2 separate regions of the Mus musculus genome follow, and region 2 is linked to region 1. Evidence: chromatin loops called from intact Hi-C (ENCODE). Cell type or tissue: left cerebral cortex. All regions are shown on one strand.

Evidence for each region. A loop is a pair of places that touch in the nucleus more often than their neighbours do. Peaks named below come from ENCODE experiments on the same cell type or tissue, not always from the same donor. Only the 100,000 strongest peaks of a DNase experiment are listed, where the experiment ranks them.
Region 2: a loop joins it to region 1, with 4 times the contacts of the local background. A loop is called at or near these places in 1 of 42 quality-filtered maps.

Annotation. Positions count from the first base shown.
Region 1 is chr14:48,089,838-48,092,337 of GRCm38, forward strand. No RefSeq gene overlaps it. Among named protein-coding and RNA genes, the nearest start is that of Peli2, 30 kb to the right of the region's middle. In left cerebral cortex, no CTCF peak of the experiment used is centred here; a DNase peak (open chromatin) is centred at 1,541.
Region 2 is chr14:48,041,290-48,043,789 of GRCm38, forward strand. No RefSeq gene overlaps it. Among named protein-coding and RNA genes, the nearest start is that of Peli2, 78 kb to the right of the region's middle. In left cerebral cortex, no CTCF peak of the experiment used is centred here; no DNase peak of the experiment used is centred here.

The DNA of each region.
Region 1 (2,500 bases):
TCTCATGTATCCTAGGCTGGTTTTGAACTCTCTCTGTAGCAAAGGCTGTCTCCTACTTATACCTGCTGAGTGCTGGGATCACAGTCTTGTAGGAATCTACCACCATGCCTGGTGACAACCCCAGGGTCATCCGTAATATGGAAGCTCTGTACCAGCTGAGCCTAACCCTGACAGTTATTAACAAGCAACTTAAATCCCCCACCCTGTCCATTCAAGCTCTTAGCTACCATTTCCCCTGATGCAATTAGAAGCTTCATCAACAGGAGCTTTGTCCCCTCAAAGAACACAGAAGCAAATGAAAATTCAGCCATCCCTCTACCTCCTTGGTTAGCATCTTCAGGCTCCCATCAAACCCTTGAGGGCTGAGGTTTTATACTGAAACTTTATGGACATATTCCTGGCTGACACAAGTAATCTGCAGTACGCAAAAGTTGGACCCATAAGCCAAGTAATAAATGCTAAGGTCTGAAGCACTGAGGGGAGACCTGTGTGAGTCCTGTCTCCTGTTCTCAAGCAAGTCTATCTCCCCCTCCCTCCCCTCTGCTTCAGTGTGGCATTTAAAACCCAGCTGAGAAAAGATTGTCTGTGCATTCTCTCAAGCTAGAGCTGCATGTGTTGGGGCATGGGGGCACGGGGGTAGTGGAGGTTGGGAGCCAGGGGTATGTTTCCAGTTGTCAACAGTTTGATGGCAAACACCCTTTTAAATTCTGACTTCTGGGAAGCCCAGTTTTCCTATTTCCTCCCCACTCCCCGTCTTGTTGACAATTTCTTCATTGCTTTATTCTCAACAATGCCACTTTTAAATTGAACATGTGCTTAACAATAACAACAGCCAAAGAGTAGGGTGTGTTCTCGATTGATTTTTAATGTCTTTTCAAGGAAAAAAAAAAGATTAGCTCAGAAGGACAATCAGAAACGGAATGTTCTGCCTCCTTTCCTCCCACAGACACACAGGGCTTGGTTTGGCTCCTTGTAATTTTCTCTCTGAAGCCTTAGCATGTATTTTGTGGGCTGTCTTCCCCCCATACTATCCATTTGGCTTAGCATCCTCAGTTTGACCAGTCTCCAACTGACTCTCCTTTTCACAATGCGTTATTAGAAAAACAAAAGTGGTTTGTCATCACAAACACTCAAATAATACGTCCTATCACTGATGTTGGTCCTCTCTCCCATCTTCCTCCCTGACTCCACTAGCTTTCAGGGCAGCATGGATACCAAAGGCTAAGAGTCACACTAAACGAAGCTTCCTGAAGTCATGAGATCATAAAGTAGAACAGATGCGTGTCTTTACCTGGACACCTTATCAGTTAAGGAGTCTGATGACATGGGAGGTTTGCGATTCTGTCTCATGGGAAATGGCACCATCTTTTTTTTCCCCTTTCTCTAGACATGTTACCCATCATCTAAATTTGAATATGTGAGACATAAGAACCCAGAGTTACATTCCCTGTTGCATTTCTATAGCAACTGGAGTATAGTGCTATCTCCAGGAGAGCCGTTCAACATGTGTGTGCCAGCACAGATGCTGGGAGGCTTGGGAAATACCAATGAGACGGGGCTGAGAATGATGTGCACGAGAAGGAAGCAGCGGGTTCTTACTGTGGCCGGGGCTGCCCGAAGCCCACAACACGGCACCAGAACACAGCACCATGGCAGTGTCTGAGTTTTACAGGAAACATAAGGGAGAATCCCAATGAATGAACCAGCATGAGAATGTTTCTGAAACACACTGAATTATATACTCAGAAGTGTAATTGCCTTTGAAAATGAAGGAACAGGGGGAACTGCGATCCAAATTTGATATCATTTAATTTAAAAAATATGCTTAAGCACATGTGACCATGATGGAACTAACAGAACGGAGGAAGTGTTTGCTCAAAAGAGCTTGGGCATAGAAGGAATTGATCTGAGTGAAATAGGTGGGGGGATGGGGAGACAAAGCAGAAGGGTCATATTTCTGCTCTTGTAGCCCTTCAGGCAGCCCGGAAGCCCGGACACCTCCCTGCTTGTGTCTAAGTCTACAATCCTGAAGGATCTGGAGGCAAATTAGCAGAGAGGGAAACAGAAGGAACTTGGGAAAGGGTTTTATGAATTAAATCTGCCCTGTGGACCACAAGTTCCATTTTCAAAAGAAAGCCAACAACTCGAACTGCTTAGGGAGAAAGCTGGAACGGAAAGGCTGTAACTGTTGAAGATGTAGCTCTATGCCACGACAAGATGCTGAACACTACCATGCTCGGTCTCCTCAGCTGTCCAACTGACATCAGGTGTCGGCTGCTGTCCTCCCTGGGAAGGTTCTTTTGGATAATGTAGGTGAAGTTCATAATGCATATTCCCCCTGAGATTGTGGCAGTTGGGGTTGCTGGATGTATTCCTTACTTAAGGATTCCACAGCCAATGGTCACAAACTGTGGTTTGAAACAATTGAAATTTATTCTCTAATGAGTCTAAAACCATAGTTTACAACAAAGTTATTGGCAAGGTCAGGCTCTCTCTGGAT
Region 2 (2,500 bases), 49 kb before region 1:
CCTGGAACCATTTCATTTTGGCTCTGTAATAGCTTCTCTGCTGAGAAATGGATGACCTTTCTTGCAAGAACAGAGAATGGCAGAAAAGAGACCTGTGTTTCTCATCAGCCCTCCTAATCTTAAACACCATCATCCCTGCCCTTTCACACGGCAGACTAGGGAAACCCCAGAGGAAGAATGAAGCAGAGGTTGACTTGGGCCGTCTACACATTTCTCATTGCTTCATAGTACAATCCCAAGGCAGGGGCTTAGTCCGTCCACCAGGGTATTCGGCTGGTTCACTTGTGGTCCTTTCAAGGCCTTGCCATCTGGCCCCCACTGAGGTTGGTGAGCCCAGGTTTTATCCTAAGCATTATTTGCCCAGCAGACCAAGAGCCATCTCCAGGAGATCACATTCCATCTCTTGCTTTTCGTTACCATGGGGTGATGCCATCTCAGTTACTTTTTCTGTGGCTTTGATGAAATACCCTGACAAAAGCAATTCAAGCGGAAAAAAATCCAGGTTTCCTTCCATCATAGTGGGGAAGTAAGAAACAGGCAGGGACAGGAGGTGCCGAATACATTGTATGGAGTCAAGAAGCAGAGTGAGCTGCGACTCCCTCTCCCTCTCAATCTGTGTATAGTCCAGAACCCGCCCAAAGAAACAGCATGACAGTACCCACAATGCACAGGTCTTCCCACCTCCATTGACACAATAAAGACAATCCACAAACATGCCCAGAGGAATATCTCCAGGTGACTCTTTCAAGGTGGAAATAAGACTAACCATCACTGAGATCAACACCTTGGGCAAAACTGTTCTTCCCAGCTTAAGATTTAAGTATTTAACTGCTACCAAACATATTTAACTAGAAAGTGTGGCTAATCTAAAGTTAACACATTGTCAAGACAATGTACTCTTGCCTCCCTTCTGACACTCCAGGCTGTTACAAATGTTACTCTCATCGGCTCAGGCCCCCAGCAGCACTCGCAGGTTCTGTCATTCTGTCACAGGCTCCTTCCTTTCCCTTCACCTCCCAGGTTTCTCTCTCACACTCAGTGTTTTATCTCCCCGATCTGTCATATTAACCTGGCTCTCCCCAACCTACTCCAGGTGTTCTAGCTCAAGACCATATCATCTTCTTCTTCACTTTCTGACTGATTTCCTTAACTCCAGTCTTCAACTCCCCAGATTTATCCTCCATGTAGTTAACAATCACTGTGTTAAACACACATGGTCACACCAGCGTCCTGCGTGAACCTATTCCAGGTTCTTCATTGCCCATCGCAGTGGCCTCAAACATCAAAATTTACTATTATAAGGCGCATCTTAGGGTTTTTTTTTTAAAGCATCAATGCCCAAGACCCATTTCAGATCAACCTAATCAGTTGAAATCAGTATTTCCTAATGTTCTAATTGATTTTAGTATGTAGGTAGTACATGTTAAACCAAATTCTGCTTGGTGATCTTCTGCTACACAACACGAGTTTGTTCAGTAATAACTTCTTAGTTTAAAACAACCATCTTAGTGCATTGAATAGATGGCATATTCAGATGGAATTTACCTGAGCTGTTCTGTTCCACATTACTTGAGGTCTCCTGCTGGTATTCAGATAGCACAGGATCCAAATTGGCCTCACTGAAATTAAGAAGGCTGGGGTCCCTCTGCCCCATAACAGTATCAGACAGCGTGCTCATAGAAGGTCTCAACATACAGCAACCCCATACAAATATGGTGGGATACATACTCCATATATCAGCAAGGAGGACATCAGCATCTGGGAGTGTATAAGAAAACACAATCCTTGCCCACCCCACCCCACCCCATACCTTCTCAGCAATGCACACTGAAACTGAGGTACGCCTATGTCTAGGTCCAAACCTGATGACTTAAGGTATTTAAGGTCATCTTCTACATCTGATCTTAGCCAAAAGGCAGCGATGCTACTTGACATCTTTAATCTAGCACATGCTGTTTTCCTCCATATTTGTAATGGATGTGAAAAAAACCAATTCTGATTCAATAGTTGTGTAATTGCTGGTGGTAAAGGTCACTTAAAAGGATCTAGAATTATCTGGGAGACAGACCCCTGGGCACACTTATTTTGACTGTATCATTGAGGTGGACTATTGGTTGGACAAGATACTGGGCTGTGTAAGTGGAAAAACTGAACTGAGTCACACTCAGGTGTCCAGTGCTCTACTGGCTGTGACCAGATGCTCTAGGCTCCTGCTGCGATGACTGCCCCACCATCACCAACTGTGCAAGCCCTGTGAATTAGAGCAAGATATCTCCTTTAAGTTGCTGTTGTTGGAGTATTATGTCACAGCAACAGAAAAAAAAATGAAGACAATAGGTAAGTGAATATCGAAGCCCCAATTAAAGAAATGCCTCCATTATATTGGCCTGTGGGCAACTCTGTGCAGGCACTTTCTTGATGGACATGGGAGGGCCAGGCCATTGTAGGGCATCTGTGGGTAAGACAGCAGGCTGCGCAAGTCAGGAGAAGCAAGCCAGTC